Linked DNA regions of Homo sapiens: regions 1, 2 and 4 are each linked to region 3. Evidence: chromatin loops called from intact Hi-C (ENCODE). Cell type or tissue: PC-3. All regions are shown on one strand. Region 1 holds the start of LOC105370430 (a long non-coding RNA gene). Region 2 overlaps G2E3-AS1 (G2E3 antisense RNA 1). Region 3 overlaps G2E3 (G2/M-phase specific E3 ubiquitin protein ligase). Region 4 overlaps G2E3-AS1 (G2E3 antisense RNA 1).

Region 1 (8,000 bases), 240 kb after region 3:
TTTCAGTGATAATAGAATGATATACTTACAATTTTTATTATGGCAAATTTTAACTATTGCACAAGAGTAGAGATAATAGTCTAATAAACTCTCATATACCCATCATTCATCTTCAACAATTAACTCATGGCCAATCTTGTTTAATCTTTACTACTCCTCTCCCCCATTCCCGAAGTATTATTTTGAAGCAAACCCAAGACACCATACGTTTGCACCCATAACTACTTTTGTATGAGTCTATAAAATATGAAGAATCCTTAAAAAATCATCACCATCCAATAAAAATAATCATTAGTATTAATTGAAATTAATACTAATTCCTTAATATCATCAAATAGCTAGTTAGCCTCCAAATATCTCTGATTATCTCATTTTTTAAATGGTTGGTTTGTTCAAATCCAAATTTCAGTAAGGTCCTCATATTACCTTTGGTTGTTATGTCTCTTATAAATCTTTTAATCCATAAGTTCTCCCTCATTTCTTTTTGTTTCTTGCAATTTATTTGTTGACGAAAATTGAGTCATTTTCTCTACAGAGTTTCACATTTTGGATTTTGTTGATTGCATTCTTTTAAAATTTCCTGTGAAATAGTAGTTAGATTTAGAAGCTTGATCTCATTCAGGTTTGATTACCTGACAAGAACACTTCACTGGTGATATGGTGTACTTACATCAAGAAGCATACATGTCTAGTTGTTTCTATTTTGGGGGGTTTTAGTAGCCACTGATGCTTATTGCCTCAATCCATTATTGCATTAAGCATTTGTGACATGGGGCTCTCTTCATGTCTATAGAGAGAAACTTTTCCTCAATAATGATTAGATCTTCCTGGGATACAGTTCATACAAGAAAGCAGGTTATGTGCTTGATTGTTTCTCTTTATTTAGATGTTCTCATAATATTCTCTAAGATGAATGAGATTTGTTTCCCCTCATACCATTACGAATGTGTGAATGTTTATATTTGATTAATTTTAAGCCATGGAAATTATTATTATGTTGTTGATGCTCAAGTTGTCCCATTTTGGGGAACCTTTTCAAGTTGGCTTCTAAGATCTTTGACACAGCAGCTTTTGAGAACTTTCCTGATTTTTGGTATAACCACATGTTCCACGCTGAACTTGTACATTTCCTATCCAAACCTAGAATCAATTGTTTCTTCAAGAAGCCCTGGTTCCTTTTAGTGGAAAATGGGAATTAAGGGTATTCAACACTTCTAGTTGGCAGAAATGGTATATATGTTTTTGGATTAGGATTTGTCAACATTTTTGAAGTACATTGTGTTTGTTCAAATCACATCTGCTCAATGATATTCACAATTGTATCAGGATACATCATTTTGCAAAGAACAGAACATCTGACCCATGCTGATATGAAAACATAAGAAAATTTCCTCTTCCTCTTCTTCTTCTTCTTCATTTTTTTTTTGTAACTGAAAAGTCCAAAGATAAGATTGGCTTCAAGTGAGGTTTCCAATTTCTTTCTGCCTCTGCTATATTTTTCTTATTGTTGGCTCCATCCTAAGACTAGTTCTCCTCATGGTCCTGCGATAACTGCCATCAGCCTCCAGGGCTACACATTTCCACATTTACAGCCAACAGCAAAGGGCATCTTTGTCTCTTCCTTTCCAGAAACAATCCTGAGATTCACTCTGAATGCAAGCCTTTACTCAAGTCACGTGCTCAAGGCAGAGCCAATCACTGATTAGCTGGATGGAATGTGCCGATTGGTTTAACATAGGTTGCATATTTGACTCTTGGAGTTGGAGATGATAAGTGCTTCCCTTGAACCACCTGCATCTTCGAATGTAAGTTGGAACTGTTGAAAAGTGGGGATAGGAAGGCAGGAAATGGATTCTGGGGAGGGGCCAACAAATATCCACTATTACAATATAGAATTTGTTTCCTTCATCTATCCATCTATCAATTCAGCTATTCATGGTAACCTATTCATGATAACGTAGGCACTATTTTAAGCCTTAGAGAGGCAAAGAGAAGTAAAACATAACCTCTGGCATCAGGAAATTTGTAGACCAATAGAGTTAGACATATCCTTATAATAGCCAGAAAAGAAAACTATACAAGGTGCAGTGGGATCCAAGGGAGGAACTAATCATTTCAACTTGGGAAGAGGTCTTTCCAATGCAAAGGTTTTATGATCTGTCATTATTTTATTATTGGTTTGTTATATTCCTTAGAGTCTACATTGGCAGACTCAAACATCAAAATATTGTAAAAATAATATTCCTTCTCAATAGTGGATTCAATCAGAAAATTATTTCACATCTCTAGCTAGGATAAAAGTACCAGAAGTATAAGAATTCATCTCTGGGGTTCTTTTCTCATTTGTCCAGAGAGAGAGAAAATATTAATGCTCTCTTGTAGACGCAAGAAACCTCTGTTGTTAATGCAAAGTTGTTGATCTTTCTAAGTTGGTCCAGATACCATTAGAATGTTACATATTTGTAATTTAAAAGAAAACAAGGTGTCGAATCTTCATTGTTCCTTTGGGTTGACCATTAGTTTAGGTGCTGTGTTTCGGATTATAATACCAAACTTCTCTACCACATGAATTACAACACAGCAGAATTTGGTAAGTTGATACCTCTTAAGTACCATCTAGGTAAGTCTCCTCTTAAAGAGCAAAAAGAGTCTCTTGTAGAGAAGTCCCACGGCAAAATCTCTGGTTATGAAGGTTACAGTGATAAAAAGATAATCAATTAGGCAATAAAATTTAAAATGGCCTGATCAGCTGGGAGCCATGGCTCACACCTGTAACCCAACACTTTGGGAGGCTGAGGTGGCAGGATCATTTGAGTCCAGGAGCTTGAGACCAGCCTGGGTAACATGACAAAACCCTATCTCTACCAAATATACAAAAAAATAGCCAGGTGTGATGGCATGCATCTGTGGTCCCAGCTACTCAGGAGGCTGAGGTGGGAAGGTTGCTTTAGCCTGGGAGGTGGAGGTTGCTGTGAGCTGAGATTGCATCATTGCACTCCAGCCTGGGTGACAGAGCGAGACCTTGTCTCAAAAAATAATAATAAAATAAAATTAAGTAAAATAGGCTGATTCATGTTAGTATAGATGGAATGGCAAGAAGACTACTGACTAATTTAAAATGAAACATGCTTCCAATCTAATTTACTAAATACTATTATGAAAAGCTGAAATGATGGTTACCTTTTCTATTTTGCCAGCTGGTGTGAGAATCTAATAGCAAGTTACAATCACAACTTACTCTACATAATAACAACTTTATCTTTTAAATCCACGAAGTGTCACCTAATTTTTTTTAATCATTAAAGTGACCCACGCATTGTTTTCTCAGCCTGTTTTTCATCATTGAAATGGTTGGGACTTGTTAATTGACCATACTCTGCATGAGTCTCCCATTCACTTTTATGATCTGTTAACAATATCTTGGAGACCCACCAGATTGTATTGCAGAAGGCTTTATTTTAGTCAAGTTTGCTGACCAAAACTTGAAAGGGTTGTGTGTGGGGAGGTGGACGCAAACAAGCCAACAACCTCAAACCTAAACCCAACCATCTGTGCTATTTGATGGGGCGTTCCTGACTCTGAGCATTAGTCCTGGCTGAGAGTTACCACTGAGTACAATTGTTTATGCTGTGCCACAGGGGAGAGCAGACAATACCACACAATCAAAGCCTTCACACTCAAACAGACATCACACTCCCTAATTATATTTGTCTGACAGATTATTATAATTGTACATGGCAGGTAGTGTAAAGCAGCTCCTTTTTACAGCCTAAATAATGTGGCATATTCTGCATACTAGAAATCAACCTTGCAGAAGGTAAATTATGAAAGCTAAATGCACGTTGAGTGTTTTTATTTACTCTTTCAGTTAGCATCTTATGTGGTGCTAGACAGCAAAAGAGCATTACCTTATTTTGCCTGGTACTATTCCATTTAACACTTTGTTGTGCAAAGTTTCTTTCTAGCTGACAGCATTTTTTATTTTGGCATACTCAGGACAACTCCAGCAATGATTGTATATAAGGCTGTTCCCCAAACCTGAACTGACCAGTTCAGACCGTGCTAAGTCAGCATGAGGATAAAATGCATTTCTTACCAAAAAAAAACCCCACTAAATTATGAACCCAATTCTATGCTTCATTTCTTCAACAATGAGAATAAACCAACTTGGGAAATAGTCCTTCAGTTGTTTGCATAATCTAAGACTGTTTCTGATAGCTTTATGGGCTAAGGGACCTGTCTGTGGGAAAATCATCTAGTTCTCACCATGTCTGATTGCTTTTTCCTTCCAAGCACATGGGAGGACTGCATTTCTCTACCACTTTACAGTTGGATGGGAGCATGTTGACTAGTTTTTGCAGTTGGTTGTGGGTGGAAGTGACATATGTCATTTCCAATACTAATATGTGCTTACCAATATGAGGCCCTCTAGCACCCCCCTCTGCTGGTGACTGAGGCTACTGCACGTTCCAGAAGGAGCGGCTATTACAATATAGTGCCTCTGTCAGCTCCAGTCCCTGAGTAACTAAAGCCGAGCCCCTGATGGCTGGCTTCAGATACGTACAGTTAATAAGAAACAAACCTTTGTTGTGTGAAGCCACTGAGAAGTGGGCTTTTAGTTTGTGACTTCAGCATAATTTAGCCTATCCTGACTGATACAAGAGTCTTCAATATGTGATTTGTCCATGGTAGCCATATTTTACATTAGAGTTGTGAATATTATATCTAGTTGCCATAGTTTCTACAGTATGATTCTTTTGTCCCAAAAATATACATGATAAAATAATAAAAGTTACCTTACATTGAGTACTTGATAAATGTTTGCAGACTGAAGTGCAGTGGCGTGGTCACTACAGCCTTGAAGCTCCCTACAGCCTTGAAGTCCTGCACTCAAGTGATTCTCTTGCCTCAGCCTCCTGAATAGCTAGGACTGCAGGCACATGCCACCATGCCCTGCTAATTTTTTTTTTTTTTTTTTTTTGTAGAGATGGGGTCTCACTATGTTGCTCAGGCTAGCCTAGAACTGTTGGCTTAAAGCAATCTCCCTGTCTCAGCCTCCCAAAGTGCTGGGATTACAAGCATGAGCCACTGCACCCAGCTCTAGGCATTGTATGCTGGTTATGTACTTTTTGGCTAATACTCATAAAAATTTACAAAATGAGATAATGCAAGTTAAAGCAGATAAGTAAGTGATCTCCCAAGTCCACACAGAAGCACTGTTCAAAACCAGTCTTGTCTAGCTCCAAAATCTATACTTGTTCCATTTCACTACACTGGCTTTATTTATTAACTGAAACAGTGAAGTGGATTAGAAGTAAAAATATAAAAAGTAAATATAAAATGTAAAGGTTTCTGCATTTCCCAACATTTTATAGCATTCTATTTATTTATTCCTTCATTCAGGTATTCATTCAATTATATGTCTACCTCCAGTCAGGATGACTGGATTTGAATCCCATCCCTGTCTCTGCTAACTCTGAGATTTTTAAGCGTAGTACTTAATCTGTTTCCTCATTTGTAAAAGAAGATACTAACATTACTTATCTCATGGGGTTGTTGTAAGTATTAAATATATAAATATATTTAGAGCAGTAGCTGACATGCAACAAGGTTTAGGATGGGGCTGGGACTGGAGTGAAGCAAGGGAGGCACCCAGAGTGCAAAACCGAAGGAGGCACTTTCACAACCCTGAGAGTGAGTGTCTCCTTACATTCTCTTCCCCAGGTGCTTCTTCTGTCTTACTCAAGTCCTGATCCTGGCTGAGCTGTTAATATTCATTCATTTGTGTATACTTAATTGTGAAAAAGCATGAGGAGAGTTTTGGTATGCACACAAAAATATGGATGATTAGAGTTCCTACCCTCGGAGCTTTTGTGAGGATCACATGAGATAATTCACTTAAAGAGCTTAGCATGGTGTGTGACACATGGTAGATAAGAATTGTAGCTTAAAAAAAAGAGAGGGCGATGGACTAGGTAACCTGCAATGTCACCTCTCAGCTCTAAAAATCTATTCCCAGTTAGACTTGACCAGTTAAAAAATATTGTAATTACTGATCGCTGCCTTGAAGAAAGGTGGCACCAACATTTAGCAGTATGACTCTGTGGGGGTGGGATCATTATAGAATACAGAGAAAACATGTTCTCAGTCTTCAGGGGCTCACAATCAGGCTGAAAAAAGGCAGGTGAATAAGTAAGACATATTCTCATACATATGTAACAACACTATCTATATCCAAATACACTTTCCATGGGGAATGGCATGCTGTTGAGATGGAACTCTTTGGAAAGCTGCTTTTCCTTCCAACCAGTCGGGGAAGATTTTTGAGGCCAGCTTTCAGTGTTCTTTGAAGTACTTAGGAGGAGAAGGCCATTGTTTAGTCTGATAGGAGTTTTGGAGGGTGTTTGGAGGCTGGGAGATGGAATGGGGGGAGCCTTCGGTTTAGAGCTGAACCAGTGAAGAACTGAGAAATAAGGGCAGATGTAGTATAAGTGAAATGATGGGATAAAAGGACATAGGTTAGCATGAGGAGACACAAGGGAAGTATTGGATGAATTTTGATGGACAGGGCCTAAAATGTCATGAGGGAAGGGATGGGAAGGTTATTAACATAACTGTTCATTTGCTCATCTCAATTATCAAGATGAGCGTCTTGCATAACTGGTATCTAAGGGTCACAGAAGGACAGAACTGCTGAAAACCTTGGGTATTTGGCCCTGACTGGTACAATTATTTGTGTCCAGAGAGACTCGTTAGATTTTCTTGTTATCAATCAATCAGGCAACAAGCTGAAAAAGGTTCACATACCATTCAAAAGTAGAGTGACATCTTTATATAACATAAATTAAGTACTGGTTCTGTACTTAATATCTGAGGAAAATATAGGAAAAACATAAACCTTTCCTTGTGGCTTTGGCTTTGAAGTCAAGACATACCCAATGTAGATTCTGAAATATTTCTGTCTCAGCATGTGGCACATTGCAAGTCATACAATAGGTGCTCAATAAATATTTCTTGAGTGAATCAATAGATAAATGAAAATTGTCTTTGGATTAGGTGGAAGTAATTGTGCAGTGCGTCTTAAGTGTGTATACTTTCTCGTGTTGTATTTATTCTAAGGGTGTTGTTGCAGAAGAAAATAGAGGTATATATGAAATGCCCTTATGGAATTATAGAATAAAAATGTTAATTGATGTAGATGCAATTATTTTGAGGAGCTTTTTTTTGAGCGGTGTGTGTGTAATACATCCTTAAAATTAAATAGAAGTCGATGGGACAGTCTGAGTCACTAAATTCGCAAGAGTCAGAGGCTTTAGGAAAGCTGCAAAATGTCTCGTGAGGCGTGGGGGATGGTCAGACTTTGGTATTCAAAAAGAACTCGCTGTAAGTTCATTACCATCTTAGGTTGTGGAGGCACATAAATATCCAACCATAGGCAGCATAGTGTTCCTTAATGGAATATTATATAGCTATTAAAGTATTACTGCAGTTGGAGAATATTTAATCACATGAAAAGACATTAACAAGACATTAAGTGGAAAAGGCAATTTAAAAATCAGTATGTGTCAGATGAACCTATTAAAATATGCATGGAAGAAGCCTAGAATAATAAGATCTGAAATCAGTAGCAAGGATTATTTCTGAGAAATAGAACCATAGATTTCTTCATGCTTGTTTATATTTTCCAATTTTTTTTACAATGAACCCATATCTTTAAAAATGCTATTAAATTATTTCTCAAAATAGAGACCCAAAAGGACCTACTGAGATTGGATACACTACTGTCTCTCTGTTTCCATGTTGAATTCAATGTCAGCCTCCAGTTTCCTCTGAACTTGAATTTACCTATGCCAATGATTCTCCCCCTTGCTCATGCATGGATGCTATGACTACTGCTGTTTGAATATCACCCACTTAGCCATAGATTTTACTTCATAATCCAGATTTATGAACTAGACACCACATCTGCTTTCTTATATCTGAAAATATTTTTGGTGCCA
Region 2 (8,000 bases), 170 kb after region 3:
CTATAATAAGGGTAAGGCTGAGGGAGAGGAAGTTTACTGGGAAACAGGGCCAGCCACGTGTGATTTTCCTCTTTGATGAAGCTAGCCTGTTGTCAATGGGAAGATGAAAGGGAAAGGATAAATTCAGAGGAAGTAACTATTGTGTCCAGTTCCTCCTAAATCCTGGGGGTGGGGCGGGGGCTCTTTAGAGGTCTGTAGTTACAGAGTCTAGGGATTCTTCAGGTGCTTCAGAGCTCTATGTCTTTCACTAGCTTTCCTCCCAATTGATGGGAGCCTCCTGAGCCCCGCTCCCTTTGTCTCAGAGAGCATCCCTTGTTAGAGGAAGGCCTGTGAAATAAGACCTGTATCTTTTGTTTCAATTAACAAAGCACATTGCAGGAGTGAAATTGCTAGCCTCAGTCTTAAATCTTGGAAGCAGGTAAGGAAATCAGGGCTATGTCTTACATTTCAGCCTGTTTTTATTTGGTCTTGCTTCCTCTTATTAATGGGCCTTTCTGGTTATTCCAACTGAAACGAAGATAAAATGATTTAAGGATTAGAATGGCAGGAAACAGAGTAAAATGGTTTTGCCATATATTCAACAAATATTAATCAGGAGTTTATCATAGGCCAGGCACTCTTCAGAAGGTTTGGGATATATTTGGGGACAAAACAGGTAAAAATACCCCCGTCCTTCATAAAAATTAGCTAATCAAATGTTTGGAGTAGTAATAGCCCTATTGAACAAGGATGTGCATATGGGCTAAGATTGATCTCAAACCCTATTGACTCCAATTTCCTCTTTCACATCCATTCTGCTACCAATTTTCCTTCTCCTCCAGACTTCCTGCCTTTAATTTGCTGTACTATGGAACAGAAATGCAATAGGTGAGCTGAATATAGCTTTTTGAATGTAACTCTTCTTTCTGTCAGTTGCAGGCTTGAAAGATGAAAAAGAGCCATCCTATCTTGATCAAAACAGATGTTTGCTCCCAGGTTAAAAGCCTGGTCTTTATGCCATAGGCTCCAGGGTGCTTGAAATCTCTATGATTCTCACAATCACAGTTTTGGGGATGACAAATACTAGTGAACCCTCCCCCTTTCCCACCTTTGTTGCACAGCACATATAGGTGAGCCACCCCTTGGACTGTTTTCTGCCCAAACTTTCTCTGCTACAGTGTCTCTGTGGCCACATAAAAAAGTTTTGACAGAACAAAATGCAACTCCAGTTAACAGGCCAAACTCTGAGGCTAGGATTCTAGATATGTTGGCACATTAGTCTCCAAGGAATAGCACATAGTCTTGTGGAGAATGCACCATTATTTTGGATCAAAAGGTTGTCTACTTCTCTGTGAGCTAGATATTGAATATAAGTGGGAGCTAGATTGAAAAAGAAAAAGATGATTATGAGACAGAACTTAGTGCCATCACTAGACCTCCTGTTTGTAGGAACAGTTCCTGGGGATCCATCATCAGTGTGCCAAGCAGTTATGGGTTGCATTTCAAAAGAAACTTAAGGCAGGAGACATACTTGGACCCCAAGTTTAGGGGTGGAAAGAAACGAGAGACTAACAGGTGTTTGATTTTGTGTTGCTTTCCAGCTTCTTGGCTGTTTACTTTGCATTTATTTTATGACAATATTTACCTACCATAATGTGTAACCTACTATGGAGAGAAGTTTTCCTATTTAAACTCATATAGAACACTGAATTAAAAGGTACTAATGAAATTTTTCATTCCATATTGCCCCTGCCATACAAAGCACAGTTTCTACCATCAAAAGGGTTATTAGCTGGCTTGGAAAGATTTGAAAATCATACTGAGACACAGATTTATAGTTCTGTAAGTCAGTTTGAAAATATTATGTGGTCTTCGCATGTTCTCACTCATAGGTGGGAATTGAACAATGAGAACACTTGGACACAGGGTGGGGAACATCCCACACCGGGGCCTGTCGTGGGGTGCGGGGAGCAGGGAGGGATAGCATTAGGAGATATACCTAATGTAAATGATGAGTTAATGGGTGCAGCAAACCAACATGGCACATGTATACATATGTAGCAAACCTGCACGTTGTGCACATGTACCCTAGAACTTAAAGTATAAAAAAAATTCATCATCTAAAAAAAAATTACGTGGTCTTGCAGTCTTAGCATCTAGTAATTGACCACATATGGCCATTCAAGCAGTCATTGAACTTGGTCCACAAATGTGCAATACTTGGGATTATTTCCTGCAAACTTAATTAAGGGAAAGCAAGTTTAGACAGTCTGTAGAGGAGGAAAATGTGTATCTTCTGAGCCTTTTTTGTTCTGTGACTCATCTAATATTTCTTCTCCTGAATCTTTAAGAAGTCAGGCTTTACTTAGCTCCTTGCAGCAAAGCCAAGTGGTCTAGGTAAAGCTTATACAAGATGATAGGCCGTGGTGAGTAGAGAGGGTATAAAGGGTTGTGCTCCCTTTGGGGAAGGGGCAAGTCACATTTTCAAGCGAAACAGAAATTTGCTGCAGTAATTACCCTTTATCATTAATGACAGGCAATTGCCATAGCAACTGGCTGCCACCTGTCTCTCACATACCAGCTCTGCATGCCCTGAAACAAAATAGGAGCACGCTGCCTAGTCAGTTGTGGAGCCACAAGTCTGAAGTTGGGATGGAACTCTGTATCGATATTAAGATTCAGCTAGTGCCATGCATGGTTCTTTGTGTTCGTGGAATAGTAAATAACAGCGCAATGTAAGAAAAATGATTTTTAAAAAGAAAACAAAAGAACAGTGACCCAGGATAGTGTAATGGTTAAAAGTACAGCTCTGAGTCAGAAGAAAGCAGAGTTTGAACCCTAGCTTCTCCGCTTACTGGCTGAGTGACCCTGGACAAATGGCTTAACCTCCCTAAGCATCATGAGGTCAAACTCATAGGCCGTTGAAAGGATTAAGCTGGATAATGTTTGTTAAGCACTTAGCCCAAAGTGAGCACTCCATCAGTGGTAGCCGAAAATGTCCACTGCCTGGCAGCAAGGTGCACTGGGCACATGGCAAGGGCACGATACATAGTTCTTGTTGACTTAGTGAATTAGATCACTAGTAACCATTACTCAGGGAATTCAGGTCTCCAGGTTGCATGCTGTACAAGCTCTCTCTCTTCTTCACTTTTTATGTATGTAGGTGCACAGAGGCATATAGAGACAGCCTTTGAGTGATGTAATTTTGATTTTCTCCACATTTTAGAAATGTGTTCTCAATACCAAAGAGTTCAGCAGGTCATTTACTCTTTCTAATGACACTCTATATAGACAAAGCTCAGTGACAGCTGAAATTAGTTTTTCTTTTGAATCTCCTTGATTATGTCTCCAACCTCTTTAGCACTCTTCTTACCCCCTGAGTCTTGGCACTGTGCTAAGGCCAATTAGAGACGTTAACCACTCGGTGCCTACAGTAGAGGCATTTTTTTTTTTTCTCATCAGGGTGGTGAGACCATGCCAGATTTTCTTTTTCTTTGACCTCTATGCCAAAGAAAATGCTTAGTAACTAGGACTGGTGTTATAAGTTGTTCACACCCCTTTCCCTAATATTTATCATATGATGGTAAAATAAATTAGGATTTGTCCAATCCTAAACTGTATTGCAGCACATAATCTAAAAATCATAAACATTTAGCTAATAATTGTCTGAATGCTATTCTAGACATCAATCCCCTATACCAGAACTAGGGTCATCCTTGGTACCTCCTCCATCATCCAGCATATTTGAATTGTGCGATTGTCCCCTCTTAAACAGCCTTCTGCTCTCTGGTCTTCTGTTTGAATTCATTGCTTTTTCTTAGTCCAGGCCTTACTGTCTCCCCCCTGAATTGCTACAACAGCCCACTGGCTGGTCTTTTCCTCTGCTGTTCATTTTCCACACTTCAGTCAGCATGATTTTATAAAATGCTAATGTAATCATGTTACTAAAAAAGAAGTTTTAGTGGGTTTTCATAACCTCCATGATAAAGATCTTCAGCCATCTGCTTCTGCTCACCTTTCTAGTCACATCTTCTGAAGTGATGACTTTTCTCCAGGGATACCAGCCTACACCAGGCCATTCCATGCTTCTTGTTTTCGTCTAGGCTTTCTTCTATGTGAAACACCCTTCATTCTTACTCACTTTTCCAAGTCCTACACAGGCATTATCTTCTGTTTGAAGATTTTCCATTTACCTATTCTCTAAATACCTCCCTCCTTTGTTACAGTTCACAGGCTGATCATAATTCCATTGTCTTAAACAATATTTAAATCTTCCCTATCAGACTACTCGTGTCTTACGGTAAGGTCTGGGTCTCACTCATTTACGATACCCTTAGTGTCTGATAATATAGTAAGTCCTTAAAATTTTGTAGATGTAAAACACATTTTTAACATTTCTATAAATAACATGGTCTTTTTGTGTATTGTGCTAATAAAAGAACTTTATTGGAACCATGTTTTTCTATCATTCATGGATTGCCATACAGGATTCACAGAATTGTTGGCTTGCTGCATCCTACTTTGAAAAATAAGTGATGATATAGTTCTCTGCCTCTCATAACTAAGATTATTTTTCATACCTGATAAATACAAAAACTGCTCACATAATGTTAAAAAAATTAGGATATAAAATTATATATTTATAATAACCAAACTTAGTAAAAAAAACAACACCAACAAGAATATATTATGAAGCTTAGAAGAAAAGACATACAATATCACTGGTGTTTACTTGCGGGTGGAAGGATTATGGATAATTTTATTTTCTTGTATGTTTTTGCGTATTCCAAATTCTTTACAAAGACCGTGTATTTTATAATTAGAACAGATTTGTTCACAGTAATTGGGGTGGATTTTATTTTTCTTCAGAAGGCTTAGCTAAATTCGCTCACTCTTGTTACTTAGCAAAGAAGGTAGGGAATTGATGATTTAGCCATCTTCTAAACACTTTCCCTTTGCTATAGGATTTAAAGTTAACTCAGGAAGGTAGGCTGAAGTCGCTATTTCCACTAGATGTCACCAAACTACTGGCAATAGTAGCTCAAACGCTCTGTGCATATTCAGTTTTTAGAAACATTTAAACCCCATTATTCAGTATTCCTCGTTATCACACAAAGCATTTAAAATTTGAAGAATTAGTAAGAAAATGCATATTACATAAGGTTCTGGCCCTTTATATAACAAGTGAAGGCTTATATGGATCTTTTGACTTTATGTAATCCATATTTTATTAGCTTCTTAATATAAATGTGAGGAGAAAATTAATATCAGGGGCCCTGTTTAAAATGCTTAAAAATTATTTCCAGATGATTTTCAGCTCTCCTTTTATATAATACGTGGAGTAAAAAAAGGACAGAATCCTGCAACTCCTTTCTGAACAATATTTTTTAGCCTAATATAGCTTTCATCATTGAATGTCTTTTAGTCATGGTTAATGAATAAAAATCTCTTATAGTATTGGGATGATTTTTAGGACATTTTAATTTATTACGGTAAAGCTGTTTATAGTTCATTTTATATGTCAGAAAACAAAGGAAATAACTTTTCCTTGAGGATGAAATAGATTTCTTTTCTCTAATCTAACAAAGGGCAGCTAAGAGAGCCATGTTTCTTTAAATGTATGAACCTGTTTACTGTGTAGATTAAAAATCGGTCTTTTTTTTTCTGATTGGCTCAGTTAATAACTAGAGTGAGGGGTTAGAGGAAGCTTGTTTCCAGTCATTTTGGCATACCAGTGAAAATGATTGGCCAGTCAAAAGACATTTAAATTAGGCAGTGGGCTCTTGGAAATAAACCTTTGTACTATATTCTACATTATTGCTCTCTACTGTGGTGTTTGGTTTTTTAAGATGTGTGGTACTATTTTTCTTAAACTTCACACGGGACAAGCCATAACACAACAGTTTGTAAACAAAAATCTGACTAAATTTTTTAGATTGTTTCTTTTTCTAAAATGTTTTTTTTCAATTGCTGCCCTTTCAAAATAGCAGAGGCTATTAAATAATTCCTGTTCACAGGATTTATGACTAAAATGCCTAATTTTAAATTTCTTCTGTCCTTTTAGATGGCTGTTATAACATATTCTCAGTGTAAAAACTCAAAAATAATAGAGAGCATTACAGATGACAACCATGGGTTTACTTGTGATAAAATAGTCACTCTTCGTTCAGAAACAATGAAGACCAAACCAAATCAGCAAGCTCCCATCAGCATCCACATATCTTAGGTAATTTCTGCAACATTTTTAAACAGAGGAAGATAAATGACATTGATCATCACATTTCAAATGTTATCAACCCAAAACAAATCAATCTGCATTGCATCAGGTATCTTAACTTCCATGAACTAGAGAATATTAGGGTTGCCATTATAAATCTCATCTTACTTTGCTTGGTGAAAAAACCATGAATTATAAGCACTATATAGATACCATGGAAGGCAGAATAGCTTCAGTATTATGGGATTCTAGCTTCTGCAAGTATTCATCAGTTACAACCTGAAATTTCTGTGGTTTGTGTCCTAAACACTGTTTTGCTTGTACAATTCCATCATATAAAGAAATCATATCTGTGTTAGATCCTCTTGCAATATTTTAGTATGTAATTGCAATTGAGTTCTGCTGCCCCAAGCATCTCCTTCAAATTTCTTTACCTGAATCTTTCATATGAAATATTCATCTGAGTCACTCTGATATGGTGACAAGCCTCTATTGTGAAGTGGAAAAGCCATTTTTGGATGTTCCTTTCCAGATATCCGGATTTGCTTCTTGATAGTACTTGAAAGATGAATAGCCTCCATCAGCTACATACAAGGCCTGATCAGTTCACCCCCTCGACATGTTTTAAAGTGTTATTATTCAATGCCTTCCTTTTCTGTGGCCACGAAAACTCCTCTATTTTAACTCCAAAGCATAGTGCATTTGTCCCAATTATGTTATTTTTGTATTCACCATCTCTTTGCTGCAAATGATTATTGCAACTGTAGGTGGAGACAGGATTTTTACTAGTCGGCTGTCATCCATGAAATTACTTAGGCCCCTCAGAGTCTAAAACTGCAGCTTCACATCTTTTGAAATAAAAGTTCGTTTTAAGGTGGGTTAATTTCTTTAAAGTTATCTGTGGTAATTTGCTGCAGTTGTTTAACTTCCTGAGTTTTAATGAATGCTCCAGGGCAAACTTGATGTGAGGGGTTAGTTTTTAGAAATAAAAGGTATTATTATCCACTCAATTTGGTAAAAAAAGAAGTCCGGCACTAAATTTTATATTATGGTTTGCTTTGGGAATCAGCCATGAAAATTTGCTCAGCTCATTGCTAAAGGATATTGAAACACAGTTCTCGCCGACATGGTGTCATCTGTAGTGTGGACAGAGCCTTCACGCTGACAAATACTGCATGAATGCCTGTTGGAGCCAGTAGGCACTCCTGATGATTAACTATAAAAATGCTTTTGACTCTGGTTGCTGACAGGAATGACAATGCTTTGGCCAGACTGGCCTCCTTCTGGACACCAAAGGATGTTCCAGTCTTGGTTTTACCATCTGGTTTCAATACAAGCCAGGAGCAATGAATAGATGTCTTAAAGAGGCAGCAATATACGAATTATTCTGGCTGTATAATCTTTCTTTGATAAGTGAAAAAAGTGTACTTAGGCCTGGAGAACAACACAATGGCTTCTGAAATTCTAATTTTTAGGATAGATAAAGGTGTTTTGAGCATCTCATAAGGCAAGGGGATCTGATGGTATGAGTCCCAAATAAACCTTATGTGGAAACGACAGTTAAATGCATGAGCTTGTATTATGGCGTCGGTTTAGTGTCTGAAGGAAGACCAAGCATGCATTTTATAGGAAACACGTCCTTCTAAGCAAATCTAAATCTATCTAGTCAGGGTACAAGAATTCTTAGCCTTGTAAATCATAGTGAAAGCAGCAACAATGATATTTATTGATGCTTTATAATTTCCAAAAGGCATTTAACTGGATTGTTTCCTTTGATCTTCACAAAAATCTTGAATAGGATAAA
Region 3 (8,000 bases):
GAATTTTCTCCAAAACACCAAGGGTTTTCAGACCCTGCTTAAAACTTAAGAGAAGAAAAATAATGAGCCAACATTCATACATGTGTGTTTGGTATTATATTAGGGAATATTTCCAGCATTTTATCTGGCATGTTTTCAAAACAGCTAATGATTTTTAAAAAACAACCAAAAAACCCCCACAAGAGACAATCATATTTTCAGATGTGAGGAAAAAGAGAAGATATGGATATACTACACATGATACTTTCAAATCCATAACAAGCAAATACATTAATATCAAATGAATATTTTATGTACCTACATTATTTGGCTTTATAGTTTCAAAACTAACAAGTTTTTATTAGTAAGAAAGACATCAAAATCTGAAGTGTTTTACACTTCAAAGCTAATTATTATAAAAATAAAGTTTCCCAGATATTACCAAGAGTGATAAATCTTCATTACATAAAAATTTAAAACCCATGTATTGCTAAAAAGAAATTAAGATAAAGCAAATGACAGATATTTTATATGACAGAAAATTAATTTTATGCAAAGAATACAAATTCTTCTGAAAGATCAATAGGGAAAATGAACAAAAAATATATGATTAACAAAAGAAATGCAAGTAACAACTGAATATTTTAAAATGCACATTTTCATTAATAAGCAAAGAACAAACATATCATTTTTGCCTGACTTTCTAAATTTCCTATTCACCTCCTCAGATACTCTTTTGTATGTGAGTGGGACGTGAGTTTTAGAGTGCCAGGAGCAGAATGTTATGGTTTCAAATGAGTTCCTTCGAAACTCATGTTGAAATTTAATGGCCAGTATAACAGCAATGGGAGATAGGGTCCTTAAGAGGTGAGTAGGTCACAAGGGCTCCGCCCTCATAAATGGATTAATATCATTATTGTGGGAGTGAGCTCCTGATAAAAAGGGTAAGTTCAGCCTGATTTCGAGGGCACACCTATGGGTTGAGTGCTCACTTGCTCTTCCACAATGCTATGACACAGCAAGACAGCTCTCACCAGATGCTGAGCAGATACTGGCACTATGCCTTTGGACTTCCCAGCCTCCAGAACTGTGAGAAATAAATTTCTTTTCTTTATAAATTACCAAGTCTCAGGTATTGTTATAGCAGCATAAAATGAGCTAAGAACACACATGTTTATCTGTTATCATTAAAAAGAAAAACAAATAATAAAAGAATAAACCACAAAAAAGTTGCCAAAATGGTTACTTCATAAAGGGTTGAATGGTGGACATAGTAAGGATGAAACCTATACTTCTTTGTATATACTTTCAATATATTCTTATTATACATTTGACTTTGGAACTATATAAAACATTTTATATAATTTTAAAATAAAATGAAATGTTAATAAAAACTAATCACTAAAAATAAAAAATGAAAATGCAATTTATGCTCAATTTTTAGCCACACATAAAATATTCCAATGACTTATAAGCACAACAATTTGATAATGTTAGTATTGTTATTCTGAGACTATTGGTTATGAAATGTGGAATAAATCACATGAAATAGTTGCTTCATACTTAAATTCTCCAGTGTCATTAAGAACTGGAATTCTCAACACAGGACAAAGAAAATGTTAAGTAAAAATCATGCAATAGAGAATCTGAATTAGAATTATCAGGACACACTCATAATGTATCTTTAAAAAAAAGTTTGATTTTAAAAAAAAAAACAAAATAGATTAAAATAGATTTAAAAACCCTTGATTTTCTAATTTGGGTTCAATGAAAAGGTCTAGATACCATGACCAACCCACCAAAACTAAGAATCTCTAGCATCCAGACTGTGGTTGTGAATTACCCATTTCCCATTAAAAATAACAAAGGTTCCTTAGGCTAAAATGTACAAAATGAGTCTGAAACACCTTGTGATACCATATAGCAAAAAAGCTTACAAAGACCATTAAGGCTCACATCGAAAGAATTAAAAACAATAATATAAAGAGACTTATACTGGTCCAAGACATATAAACTTCAGTAGTAATAGTAACTATAAAGATTTTAAACACATCAAATATATTTAAATCTATGGATTAATGATACTACTTTTTTTTAAATGAATTTATCAGGTTTGAGATGATATCTGGTATTGGCTTTAAAATAATACTGGAGTCAATAACAAGGGTAGGATAAAGATGAACAAGACAGGCACAAGTTAATAAGTGTTAGATCTGGATGGTGATTACAGACTTTCATATGTGTATTTCCATTGTTTAAAAAAATTGTAAGAGTGTAAGGAGATACATAAGTTGTCTAACTTAGACCAGTGTTCTAAACTAAAGGACAGCAGGAATCATACATACCTTGTTAATCAAAGAACGGTCAATATATGTATTACCCAGCAGATAAAAGGTACTCAATAAATAGTTATTAAATGAATGCACAGAGACAGAATAGTTGGCTCATGTGGTAAGAGTTTTAAAAAGAATATTTTTTAGAAAAAAATTATAATCTGAAGCAGTGGTTATTTCTATGAAAGCATCATACATTTACACAATTCTTTTTTCATTTTTTTGAGAGGGAATCTTGCTCTGTCACCCAGGCTGGAGTGCAGTGGCATGATCTTAGCTCACTGCAACCTCCGCCTCTTGGGTTCAAGCAATTCTCCTGCCTCAGCCTCCCAAGTAGCTGAGATTACAGGAACCCACCACCACGCCCGGCTAATTTTTGTATTTTAGTACAGACGGGGTTTCACCATGTTGGTCAGGCTGGTCTCAAACTCCTGACCTCAAATGATCTGCCTGCCCCAGCCTCCCGAAGTGCTGGGATTACAGGTGTGAGTGAGCCACCATGCCCGACCTACACAATGCTTATTAAATGATCAGAACAGTAACCATCCTAAAAAGGCTTAAGTTATTATTTAAAAATAGCATTTAAATTTTTTTCTGAGAAAAACATCTCACTTATTACCAAATATATCTCACATTACAAGATAATTAACCACTTTAAACATGTAATTTGAAAGAGCCATATATTAATAGAAACAACTTACCTTTCAAAGGGTGTGTGGACTCTCTGAATTACATGGTAGCCAAGTATGTCTTTTACTAACATATATTTATCACTTAATGTCGTTATAAGTCTGAGACATCCAATTAACTCAAGGTAGTTATAGCATTCATTTATTATTGACTTTAAGTCAGCTACAGTTGTTGCAGTATTTATCTGTAATGAAGGAGAAAATACAGCCACTTTACTCATTTACTTTTGAGTGACATGCACATTTCAAATGATACTTGTTAATTTATACTCAAATTTCTTAGTACATATGGGTGCAGTAAAAGTAAACCAAGAAATATTCTTCTAGAATAAATGTCTGATCATCCAGTTCAACAAATTTGTCTATTTCTGCCTTCAAGAAATCCAGAGTATAATGCCACTTTACTACGTGAAACTATTTATAAAAAAGGAAATAACTGACATTGAAAAATTATATAGCACTAGGTAAGACTAGCTACTAGGGAGGCTGAGGTGGGAGGCCTGCTTGAGGCCAGAAGTTCAAGAACATCCTGGGCAACACAGCTAGCCCCCCTCTAAAGAAAAAAAAAAAAGGCCTGGTGTGGGTGGTATACACCTGTAGTCCTAGCTACTCTGGAAGATGAGGTAGAAGGATTTTGAGCCCAGGAGTTGGAGGTTCAGTGAGCTATGATCACACCAATGTACTCCAGCCTGGGTGACAGACTGAGACCTTATCTCTTAAAAAGAAAAGAAAAAAAAAGAGAAAAGTTACCTAGTACTAGATAGGCAAGAAAGATGACCTGAGAATTCATGAAAAAGAGTAACAGCTGAGAATTAAAAGATGGACAGAATTTTATCAAGAATATTTTAGTGAACAGCATAAACAAAGAAATACTTGGCCATTTATGTGCAAGACACTTTCATACAGGTTAGCTCTTAAAGGTACAGATGGAGAAAGTTAAAAATAGGAAACAATCCATTAACAGAAAATTTACTTGCAATTTCCTTTTCCTAAAACATTCTTAGAGATTTACATGACTTCTTTTCATTCATTCAAAATCTCTGCTGAAATCTCCTAAGTTTTTCATGACTATTCTGCTCAAAATACTATCTTTACACCCTGTCGGAGTAATAATTGGGTATATGTTGCCTCATCCCTGCAAACCCTCAACCCTGAGTTTCAGCTGGGCACATAGCCAAACTTTTGCTGCAGCTAGGTGGGGCTACATGACTGTTCAATGGGATGTAAGTAAAAACAACATGTCAAACTTCCCTGCTCTCAACTTCCACTTTTCTCCTTTAAGAGCAAGCTTCAACCATGTGGATGCAAACAATAATGCTAAGTGTTACACGATAATGAGAGGAAGGAACTCAAGTCCTTAGACGGTTTTGTAAATCACAACTCTATCTCGAAAACAGAGGGCCATCTGTATAAAGGGCCAGATAGCATTTTATGCTTTTCAAACTATATGGTATCTGTTGCAGCTACTCAACTCTGCCACTGTAGCGTGAAAGCAGTCAGATCAGTAGCAAATGGGCATGGCTGCATTCCAATGTAACTATTTACCAAACAGGCAACAAGCCAGAACGTGACTTACAGGCCATTTTTTGCCAACTCTTACCCTAAAATCTAGACAATGGATTTTACAGAACAGTAAACATCTGCCTTGTTTGAGCCACTGTCTTTCTGGGTCTATGAGATACAGAAGTTTAGCCTAAAACCTAACTTGTATATACTCCAACCCTTATCCATCTCCTTTTATTCTGTTGTATGTATGCATGTATGTATTTATGTATACATTTATTTATTTGGGATGGAGTCTCACTCTGTTGCCCATGCTGGAGTGCAGTGGCATGATCCCGGCTCACTGCCACCTCTGCCTCCCGGGCTCAAGCGAGCCTTTCAAGCAGCTGGGACTATAGGCGCGCGCCACCACACCTGGCTAATTTTTTTGTATTTTTAGTAAAGATGGGGTTTCACCATGTTGGCCAGGCTGGTCTCGAACTGCTGACCCCGGTGATCCACCCACCTGTTCTCCCAAAGTGTTGGGATTACAGGCGTGACCCACTGCGCCCGGCCATATTCTGTTTTATTTAGCATTATAATACATTTTACTACGTGATGGCATATTACATTTGTTGTTTATCTTCTGTGTTCTCTCTTAATGTAAATTCCAAGAAGGCAGATACTTTGCTTCACTACTCTATCTTTAGTAACAAAACAGTACAGAATACATAGTATTTCTTAAATAAATGAACAAACACTGGATAAAAAGTACAGAAACTGGAGTAGATAAAGCCATGAAGAGAGGTGAAGGTCTTAAATGCCCTAATGAAGAGCTTCAACTTCGTTCAACAGGCAATGAGAAGCCACTGGGGGATTCCTGAGGAAGAAAGCAATATGGTCAAAACTGTACTTTTGGAAGAATCATCCCAAATAAGAATATTAGAACAACATTCTAATTGTCTAAGCCTAGGGAAAATTTGAGTTTGGTAAAATAGGCACACTAGAAACAGGAAGGAAAGGTTGACAATAAGTCAGTCTTAGAGGCAGGTGACTTGACATATAACTGGAAAATGGAGGAGTATGAAAATGACTCTCCAAGACAGCTTGGAAGTAAGAAGTCTCTTGGAAAGAAAAGGCAAACAGGTAAAAACACAAAAAAGCCCCACAAAAAACAATCAAACAAAAAATTCTGGGAAAAATACTATTTTTATCTTAAACATGTTAGACTCAATGTGCTAGCAAGACCCAGGTCTTATCTGTATATAAAAGTCCGGGGGCTCAAAAATACAGGTCTGTAAATCATTCAGAAAGATTACAGGAGAGAAGAAGCTCTCCAAATAATAAAGAATGATGACTGTTAAGACAACACTGAAAAATGCTAAGTTTCAGGGGTAAGAAGAAGTAAGAAGCATTAAAGAAGAGAGAATCATCAGAAGTAGGAGGAAGTACAATATTAAATAAAATATTGCAGAGAAATTCTAAGTGGTAATTGCAGAAGTCACAGCAGATGAAAAATTAGAAAAGGCCTTTGGACATGGATATTTAGCTCCCTGGATATAAACTATGAACTAGCTAACTTGAGACTGGTGGTAGGGACAGAAGCCTGATTACAAGAAATAAATAGGAAATACGAAGTAGAGACAATGAAGCTTAAATATACTTTTTTTTTAGTAAAGAGGGCACAAAAAGAAAAACGAAGAATTAAAGGGTCAATTTAAAACATGATGTTAGGATAAGCAGTCTTAGGGCAAATAAACAGAATTGTTGTAATACACTGTAGCAACTCACACTTCAATAGTGCTTACTGTGTGATTTAGAAACTGAGGTTTAGTAAGATTAATATGCCCAAAGTGACACAACATATAGTAGTTATAAGAGTTGGCATTCAAAGTAAAATCTGACTTCCAAGCCTGTGCTTTTTTTTTGAGACAGTGTCTCCCTCTGTTGCCCAGGTTGGAGTGCAGTGGTGTGAGCTCAGCTCACTGTAACCTCCATCTGCCGGATTCAAATTATTCTTGTGACTCAGCCTCCAGAGTAGCTGGGATTACAGGCACATGCCACCACGCCTGGCTAAGGCCTATGCTTTTAATCATTAAACAACACTGCCTGTTAATTGAGACAATGGATAGAATATGCTTAAGTAGGAGGGAGGTTAAGGAAGAAAAGTTAAATGGCTTGCATTGTCTCAGTTTTTAAAGCAGTAACATGTTGGCAATGACACTTATATGGCATTATGATAAATGAGTGTTTGCACATGTGACATGTTTAGTACAGGTCCCATTATAAGTGCTGAATAAATGAACTATTTTTAGGCGGACGCATTAAGTCCTCCCCGATCCCTACCACTTGTTTCCCTTTGGAAGAAATTCAGCCTAGTCTTTCTCTCCATCTATCATTCATACCTCCCTATAGAAGGAAGGAAAAGTATTCTAACTGGTAAGCCAAATCCTTCCTCTCTTCAGACCCATCGGCCTCCATCAAAGTGCACTTTCATCTGCTTTCTAGCTTGCAATAGGGAATCTGCCTCACGTTGTCTCTAGCAAGGCAGGCAAATCCATGTATTTCTGAGGAGTATTCACAAGCCATGGTGAACACAGACCAAAATCACATTATCCAACTGGTTTTACCAACATTAAACGTGGCACTTTAATCTCCAGCCATCTGACTTTTAAAACTATCTTTTAACTGGTTCAGAACTCCACTGGTAAACAGAAATATATGTTTACAATCCCTAACTCCTTCATAGATAATACTATTATTTTATTGCAGATCAGTCATTTACATTAAAAGATACCTAGAATGTAGTGTGCATTTTAATAAACAGATACATTGCTTACCCTGATTATAATCTGTGCCACATCAAAGTCTGAAACATCATCTAAAATTGGCTGGGTATTTTCTGGTCCATAAACAAGGCAGTTAAACAAGGTTTTAGAAAAGAAACCAGGTGAAGGACCACCGTGAACTAAAGAAATGGCAAGCATTTTGCCAGCTTCATAGTAAAGATTCTCTTTCAGAGCTGTAAATACAGATGAAAATATATCAAATACACTTCTATTATTATAAGATAACCATCATTTTTTATATTAAAAATTAGTCCAAAAATCTAAGCATTAGATAAATATAATTCTTAGAAGCTATCATTATGTAGAAAATATAGATCTTACCTAAAATATAAAAAAAGACACATTTTTCTGAATATAAAGTAAAAATCTATTGTAGAAAACATAAAACACAATAAACCTACCACCATAATAACCACTGTGAACACTTTGGTGTACAGTCATGCACCATATAAGGATGTTGTGGTCAAGAATGACCAAATACACTAAGGTGGTCCCTAAGATTATAATGAAGCTGAAAAACTCCTATGACCTAGTGATGTTATACTGTCATAGCACAATGCATTACCTTTTGTATATTTAGATATACATATACTTACCATTGTGTTACAATTGTCTACAGTATTCAGTACAGTAACATGTTATACAGGTTTGCAGTCTAGAACCAATAG
Region 4 (8,000 bases), 60 kb after region 3:
CAGGGCCAGGTGCAGTAGCTCTTGCCTGTAATCCTCGCACTTTGAGAAAGCCAAGGCGGGAAGAGCACTTCAAGCCAGGAGTTTGAGACCAGCCTGGGCAACATAGTGAGACTGCTGGCTCTACGAAAAACAATTTTTTAAAAAATTTAGCTGGGTGTGGTGGTGTGCACCTGTAGTCCCAGCTACTCAGGAGGCTGAGGTGGGAGGATCCCTTGAGCCCAAGAGTTGGAGGTTGCAGTGAGCTGTTGCACCACTGCACTCCAGCCTGGGTGACAGAGCAAGACCGGAATCCTAGAAACCATAAAATAAAAGATGAGTATGTTTCATTATGTTAAAGTTTAAAATATTTGAACAGCAAAAGTCACCATGACACATTGAAAGATAAATGAGGGACAATGATAAAATATTTATAAAACATAGGACACTAGGTTAACAATTCTAATGTAAAAACTTTTATAATTTTTTTCAAAAAGCAATAAAAATGGGCAGAAGAAATGAACAAGTAATTCATTGAAAAGGAAATGAAAGAGGACAAGACACAGAAAATACTCAACTGTACTACCTCACTTTTGGGAATACAAATCAACCAACCAAATACCAAGTTTATTGGATTAGCAAAAATTAAAACAATTCACAATATCCCACACTGGGAGAGTGTGGTGGTAAAATGTACACTCTTTTTTTTTTTTTTTTTTTGAGACAGAGTCTTGCTCTGTCACCCAGGCTGGAGTGCAGTGGCGCGATCTTGGAGCTTGCATTTGGTATATGATAAAAGGTACAGGCCTAACTTTATATCTTCCATATAGCTGGAGTGCAGTGGCGTATCACTGCAACCTCCACCTCCCAGATTTAAGCAATTCTCCTGCCTCAGCCTCCTGAGTAGCTGGGATTACAGGCATGTGCCACCATGCCAGGCTAATTTTTGTATTTTTCTAGTAGAGATGGAGGTTTCCCCATGTTGGTCAGGCTGGTCTTGAACTCCTGACCTCGTAATCTGCCCGCCTCGGCCTCCCAAAGTGCTAGGATTACAGGCGTGAGCCACTGCGCCCGGCCAAATGTACACTCTTATCCACAGGAGCATACATTGCTACAGCTCTTGGAAAGTAACTCAGGCTTTTCTCAACTTTGGGATTCTCCTATAGAAATAAGCATGCTAGTGCTTTTTGAAGCACTACTTACAGTGGCTGCTAACTGGAAACAACTATAAAGAGGAAGATAATTGAATGAGTTAGGGTACATCCATCCTGTTAGGAGGCCATCCAAAGTTGTGTTGCTTTGCCCCCTAAACCATTGCCTCCAGAGTTAGGGCTATTGAACCCCCAAAGACATGCAAATAAGAAGGTATGGTATTCTTTAATTAGAGAAATAACAATGCTATCTTATACTGTAAAGCTGATAAACCTGGCACTCATTCTTAAATTAGCGCCCACTAGAATTAGTATACACTTTTGGACTAAATTGTCCTTTACAGGAACTCATTCCTCCTCTGTGTTAGCCATATTGAACTTCTGGTAACCCTTCCTGCCTTTCAGATGAATCAGATTTTTGTTTTACCCTCAGCCACTACCCACATTTGAAGCAAATACTTGACTCATACTTAAGGCAGATCCATCCCTGAATGTCTGTTCACTTTTCTTTTATCTTCCACCTTGAGGATAAATTTCTAGCTTTCTCTCTAGCCTGTCTCCTCAGCAATACCGATTAATATTCTGCCTGGTATCTGATAACCCCTCACTTATCTGTTGCCTTGATTAGAGACCATCCCTGAGATCTTAGAATGAAAGTTTTTAATTAAGTTTTCTGTGACTCAGAGCCCTAATAGAGTCATACTATAAGAAGTGTACTTTGAGGCCGGGTGCAGTGGCTCACACCTGCATTTTATGTGGCTCACATAAAATATGTCACAATCAGCTACTCAGAATACAGGCCACTGTAGGACTCTATTCCCAAACTTCTACTTCACTAACCTCTAACAAGAATGTAAAAGCATGAAATAGAGGTAATTCTCTTCTCTCCAGGTGACTTTATATCTTAATCATTCCTACTGTACTCATGATCTTGTTACTGCTCCCGTATTTACCTCAGGTTTGTTTTTTACTTCCTCCTTTAATGGTCTTTTTTTCTTCTTCCCCTCTCTGTGCTCACTGTCCTTATCTGTTACTTAGGCTTCCTCTATGATTCTCAGCAATATTTGAATACTTTGGAATATACTTAGTATTTCTAATTATGGCATTAATGCTACAAAATTTTCATCCCATGATTCCAAAATAAATTAGCCTATATTATCATTATTATTACTATTAATTGTTGAGACAGGATCATGTTCTGTCACTCAGGTTGCAAGTGCAGGGATATGATCATGGCTCACTGCAGTCTCAACCACCTGGGCTCAAGTGATCCTCTCATTTCAGCTTTTCAAGTAGCTGGGGCCACAGGCACGCACTGCTATGCCCAGCTAATTTTTTTTTTTTTTAATTTTTGTAGAGATGGGGGAATCTCGCTATTTTGCCCAGGCTGGTCTTGAACTCCTGGGTTCAAGTGATCCTCCTGCCTCAGCCTTCAAAAGTGCTGAGATTACGGGTGTGAACCACTGCCCCCAGCCATAGCCCATATTGTTGATCATCTCTTGTGTTGAAGACATAATGATAATATCATACGAAATAAGTACATGACCATTATTAGTGTATGACTCCATGATTAATAATAATTTGCCAAGCTTCTGCTATGCTGTCAGCAGTGCTAATATGTTTCTGAATGGAGTTGTATTCATTTTCTCAAGCAGAAAGGGCTTGATGCCTGATGCACTAAAAGCCAATATACAATGACTCTGGGCTGTTGGGAAAAGAAAAGCTTTTTGTTATATGTCAACTCACAAGAAGACAGGAGTCCAGCTCAAAGCCGTCTCTCTGTGTTGGCTTTACTTTTATTAGAAAAGGTTTAGGGGGTGATTCTGAGACTAGTAGGTGATTGGTGGAAGAAAAGGGGAGGTCTGGAAAGTCCTCAGGCACGCCCAGTTATCCCTTTGTGCCTCCTCATGGGTCACAGGTGCAAATTTAGGGGGACTTAATATGAAATGTGGTAGAAATTCAGGCTGTGACATCAACAAATTTGCTCTGCGCAAACTCCAGTTGGCCACATTGTTTCCAACAGTTCAGTTCATTGTTTCATCCAGTTTTTTAAAATCCCTCAAGTAGAGGGAGTTTCAGCTTTTCGGCAAGTTGTTTCCTTTTATTATTGACTAACCTTCAAATTCAAGAATGTCTGTTAGTTATTGGTTTCTTTAACTCTTTGGAGCACAGTTTCATTCATGTGTTTACTAATATGTTTCTTACATTCATTTGCGTGACCAGTCTTTTTATATCAATTTTTGAACTTGAATTAAGATACATTTTTGGGAAAGTATGTTGTCTGCTATCAAACAGAAGTCTTTTCTTCATTGTCTATTTACTTGGATCTTTTGATCTAAAGTGTTCATCTAACTGCTGTTCAGTCTCTTGTAAGTTAAACACACCTCCTCCTGGCAGCAGGAAGCAGCATCCAAAACAGCGAATTTCAGGTCTTTTGTTTCAGGGTTGTTTGGATAATAAGTAGCTATACAGTAACCACAGTGATTTGGATTGACATCATGCCTGCTGGGTAACTGTATGGATTTTACAAAGGACTCAAAGTTTGCTTGTAGCCAATATGAGACATGTGTTTTAATATAGGTCAAAGATGTGGTATGTTTATGTTAACATTACTCCTCTCTAAGTTGGTGTTTCAAACAAATGATTGTCTGGATTGCTTTTTAAAATTGCTGTCTTTTGGCCTGAAGTGTTTACATAGAAATCAGAGCCTCTTTACAGTTAAGAGTAACTCCAAATGCAGGAACACACATTGGTAATGCCACCCAGAATAAATCAAGTAATGAACAACATGCTTGAACTGAATCTTTAACATTCTTGGATACAATTGCTGGCAATCAAAACTGTTTTCAGTTTGTGTACTTTGATTTTTTAATCCCTCCCAGAATACTTGCGGAAAATGACTCCGCAACTGAATTGATAAAGTGACTCAGTTATAATAAGCCCAATCCTTACCTGAGTGTTTTGTTGGGGGTGAAAGAAAACTTCAAATTCTCACAAAGGTCTAGGGCACAGAATCATCACTTAGGAAGCAGGCACTTGCTCAAAGTTTAGCTTCAACACTTAGGGCCATTCTTTAGGAAACATTTTTCAAGGATAGTAAGTAGTGCAATGTTAAGAGGCGAACCTGAAAGCAAAACAGGCTGAGGTTTAAATACTAGCCGTTTTACTTACTAGCTAAGTATGAAGTACCCAATCCTTTGAGCTTCACTACACATTAATCAGATGTAAATAATAACTACCTGACAGGTTTCTTGTGAGCTCTAAGTGAGAGGACATTTAATGGTAATTATAATTAGGCAAATGGGTAAGACATACAGTTAACATCCCCTTCCTTCTCCTTTCAATGGCATCTGGCATTCCATGCCCAGTATCCTTAGGCTTGTGAGCCACTGAAAGGCACAAAGGAACTCTCCTCCCAGGTGGATCTTAGCCTCATATTCCTTTTCTCTGCCCTTCAGAACATATGATACATTCCTTAGTGACCTGCTGTCTACTTTCCACCTTGGTAGTGATTTGAGTTAATCCATGTTTATAGAAAGAGCTAATAAACTAGCTCTAATAGGTCATATTTGTAGCTGAAATAGTGAGAATTTCAGGGCAGTTTGATGTAATGTTTGCTATTTAACCCCTGTACAATTTTTTAAATTGTTTGGGTTTGCAAGTCTAGTATCTCCAAGTTGACTCACTTCTTAGGTATTGTACAGTAATAGATATTAAACTTTAGCCTTCCCACAGTGGTCATAATGGGGCAATGAGTCTTCCTGTAGGTGAGGTTAACTAATAAAAGGTATATGATTGGAAAAACATAAAAGGAACTAACATTTGTTTAATGCTTTCTACATTCAAAACACTGTGCTAAAACTAAATGTTGATTTACTTAATCTTGACAAAGTAGGTGATGAAACTAGGGCTTAATAAGATTAAATAATTTGTCCAAGGCCACAGTAGGCAGAACTGGTATTTTAACTATAGCTTGTTTGGTTGGACACAAAGCTTGTTCATTTTCCATTACAATATTTCAATTCACACACCCAGCAGAGATAGGAGCAGTGATAAGAAACCTAATATTAATCTAAAACAATTAGCTAATAGCAAAGTTTTTTTTTGTGAGAAATTTGCTTGTTCATCTATAGAACTGTAGGACGTTAGTTTAATAAAGAACCTCAGATATCATCTAGTATTAGGTAGAAGCTTTGTTAATATTAGTACAGAGACGACTTTTTAGTACTAGACTGAAGGATGAATTAGATCAACAATTTTCAAAATGTGGTTCATGAGGTCAAACTATCTTCAAAATAATACTAAGACCGTTTGCCTTTTCACTTATATTCTCTCACAAGTGTACAATAGAGTTTTCCAGAGGCTGCATGGGGTGTGATATTGCAACAGACTGAATGCAGAAACTGATATGAAAATCCAGTGATTTTCTTTTTCTTTTCTTCTTTTTTTTTTGAAATGGAGTCTCACTCTGCCACCCAGGCTGGAGTGCGGCAGCGTGATCTGAGCTCACTGCAACCTCCGCCTCCCGGGTTTCAGTGATTCTCCTGCCTCAGCCTCCCTGGTAGTTGGGACTACAGGCACCCACCACCACACCCCGCTAATTTTTTTGTATTTTTAGTAGAGACAGGGTTTCACCGTGTTAGCCAGGATGGTCTCGATCTCCTGACCTTGTGATCTGCCTGCCTTGACCTCTCAAAGTGCTGGGATTACAGGCATGAGCCACTGTGCCCAGCCAATCCAGTGATTTTATATTAAATTATCCACCAGAGAGATTTATATAAAGGTAAAACAATGCCATTCTTCTCACTAAATTATTTTTGTTTTAGAAAACACAAATATTTATGTTAGCATGTAGTTTCATAACGTTATTTTAAATAACAGTCCCACCCTTCAGCCCAATAGTGGGCAGCTGTGAATATGTTTCTGGAGCAGCTTGCACACAGCTTGCAGGAACCAGAACAGGCAAAAAGGACCATGTCCTAAAAATATTGGGGATCTGTGCTGTGATCATTGATTGCTGCATCTGATCACAGAGGTATAGAAAAAGAGGTGGTGGTCATTACGGTTGCACTAACCCCCATTGTTGCAAACCCTCCCACTCCTCTGGCTAAAGTAATATCCAGGAGATTTAAAGAGGCAGAGCCTTTTCTCTCCTGTTATTTTTCTCTGTCTCCCCTTATGGAAGTAAGACATTGAAGACTAGGACATTCAAAAGCAACTGCATATGTAAGGAAAACTAGAAAGTCACCACACACGCCCAGGTGAAGGTGCAGGCTCAGCAAAGACCAGAGAAGGCCTTAAGTTTAAACCTCAGGCTGATCCTCAGCACAGACACAACCTATAACAATAACAGCAACAAAAATAATAATAAAACCCAAAACACCAGCAAAACCTAGGGAAGGGAGAGAACCTGATTTCCAAAGGTACGACATTATTAGATGCAAATATACAGTTTTCAACAACAACAAAAAAATCACAAAGCATACAAAGAAACAGGAAAGTATGGTCTTTTCAAAAGGAAAAAAACAATAAACTATCTTTGAAAAAGACTGGATGGCAGATCTACTAGACAGACAAAGACTTTAAAACAACTGTCTTAAAGATGCTCAAAGAACTAAAGGAAGAAATGACAGTCAACAAAATGATGTCTGAACAAAATGGAAAAATCATTAAAGAAATAAAAAGCCTAAAAAGAAAAAAATCGTGGAGCTGAAAATTATAGTAACTGAAATGAAAAAAATCACTAGAAGTATTCAAAGGCAGATTTGGGCAGGCAGGAGAAAGAATCAGTGAACTTGAAAATAGAACAATGAAAATTACTGAGTTTGAGAAACAGAAAGAAAAAGATTGAAGAAAACGGAACTGAGCCCAAGAGACCTATGTGACACCATAAAGCTAAACAACACAGGCATTATGGTATTCCTAGAAAAAGAAGAGAAAGAAAAAGAGAGAATATCTGAAAAAGTAGTGGCTAAAAACTTCCCAAATTTGATGGACGATATGAATATAAACATCCAAGAAGCTCAACAAGCTCAATGTGTGATGAACTCAGAGACCCACACCAAGATATTATCATCAAAATATTGGAAGACAAACACAAAGAGAATTTTGAAAGCTGCAAGAGAGAAGTGACTTGTCACAAGGGGTCATAATGAGAGGTGACAACGTGCTGGTGGCCCTCGCTCGCTCTCAGCGCCTCCTCAGCCTCTGCGTCTGCTCTGGCCACGCTTGAGGAGCCCTTTAGCCCTCCGCTGCACTGTCGGAGCCCCTCTCTGGGCTGGCCGAGGCTGGAGCCGACTCCCTCTGCTTGCAGGGAGGTGTGGAGGGAGAGGTGTGGGCGGGAATCCGGGCTGCGCACAGCTCTGGCGGACCAATGCGAGTTCCGGGTGGGCGTAGGCTCGGCAGGCCCCACACTCAGAGCCTCCGGCCGGCACTGCCAGCCCTGGGCAGTGAGGGGCTTAGCACCCGGGCCAGTAGCTGCAGACAGGGTGCCGGGTACCCCAGCACTAATGGCCCACCCGCGCTGCACTCGAATTCTCACTGGGTCTCAGCTGCCTCCCCGCAGGGCAGGGCTCAGACCTGCAGCCCACCATGCCTAAGCCCCCCCTGCCACCCGCACCCCGTAGTGGGCTCCCGTGGGGCCCGAGCCTCCCAGAGGGGCGCCGTCCCTTGCTCCGCCGCACCCGGTTCCATTGACCGCCCAAGGGCTGAGGAGTGCAGGCGTGCAGTGCGGGACTGGTAGGCAGTTCCGCCTTCAGCCCTGGGGCGGGATCCACTAGGCGAAGCCAGCTGGGCTCCTGAGTCCAGTGGTGACTTGGAGAACTTTTATGTCTAGCTGGAGGGTTGTATATGCACCAATCGGCACTCTGTGTC

What was found. A loop is a pair of places that touch in the nucleus more often than their neighbours do. Peaks named below come from ENCODE experiments on the same cell type or tissue, not always from the same donor. Only the 100,000 strongest peaks of a DNase experiment are listed, where the experiment ranks them.
Region 1: it touches region 3 in a loop (35-fold over the local background); 18 of 110 quality-filtered maps call a loop at or near these places.
Region 2: it touches region 3 in a loop (13-fold over the local background); 2 of 110 quality-filtered maps call a loop at or near these places.
Region 4: a loop joins it to region 3, with 4 times the contacts of the local background. A loop is called at or near these places in 26 of 110 quality-filtered maps.

Annotation. Positions count from the first base shown.
Region 1 is chr14:30,371,934-30,379,933 of GRCh38, reverse strand. LOC112267868 (a long non-coding RNA gene) reads left to right here. Exons shown (of 7, transcript XR_007064106.1): 7 at 1,630-1,754. LOC105370430 (a long non-coding RNA gene) reads right to left here and starts at 747. Exons shown (of 4, transcript XR_943705.2): 1 at 671-747; 2 at 427-580. In PC-3, CTCF peaks have their summits at 4,225 and 4,435 (motif pointing left); a DNase peak (open chromatin) is centred at 4,443; H3K27me3 peaks cover 1,535 bases.
Region 2 is chr14:30,440,596-30,448,595 of GRCh38, reverse strand. The region is part of intron 3 of G2E3-AS1 (G2E3 antisense RNA 1); the gene reads left to right. The region is part of intron 3 of LOC112267868 (a long non-coding RNA gene); the gene reads left to right. Among named protein-coding and RNA genes, the nearest start is that of G2E3, 110 kb to the left of the region's middle. In PC-3, a CTCF peak has its summit at 4,984 (motif pointing right); a DNase peak (open chromatin) is centred at 4,985; H3K27me3 peaks cover 3,257 bases.
Region 3 is chr14:30,607,393-30,615,392 of GRCh38, reverse strand. G2E3 (G2/M-phase specific E3 ubiquitin protein ligase) reads right to left here. Exons shown (of 15, transcript NM_017769.5): 12 at 7,324-7,505; 13 at 3,014-3,186; 14 at 1-44. Among named protein-coding and RNA genes, the nearest start is that of SCFD1, 11 kb to the left of the region's middle. In PC-3, CTCF peaks have their summits at 4,211 and 6,421; DNase peaks (open chromatin) are centred at 4,202 and 4,542; H3K4me3 peaks cover 402 bases; H3K27ac peaks cover 935 bases.
Region 4 is chr14:30,547,353-30,555,352 of GRCh38, reverse strand. All of the region lies in intron 3 of G2E3-AS1 (G2E3 antisense RNA 1), which reads left to right. Among named protein-coding and RNA genes, the nearest start is that of G2E3, 7.8 kb to the left of the region's middle. In PC-3, a CTCF peak has its summit at 3,414; DNase peaks (open chromatin) are centred at 1,572, 1,862, 3,712 and 4,842; H3K4me3 peaks cover 2,907 bases; H3K27ac peaks cover 5,069 bases.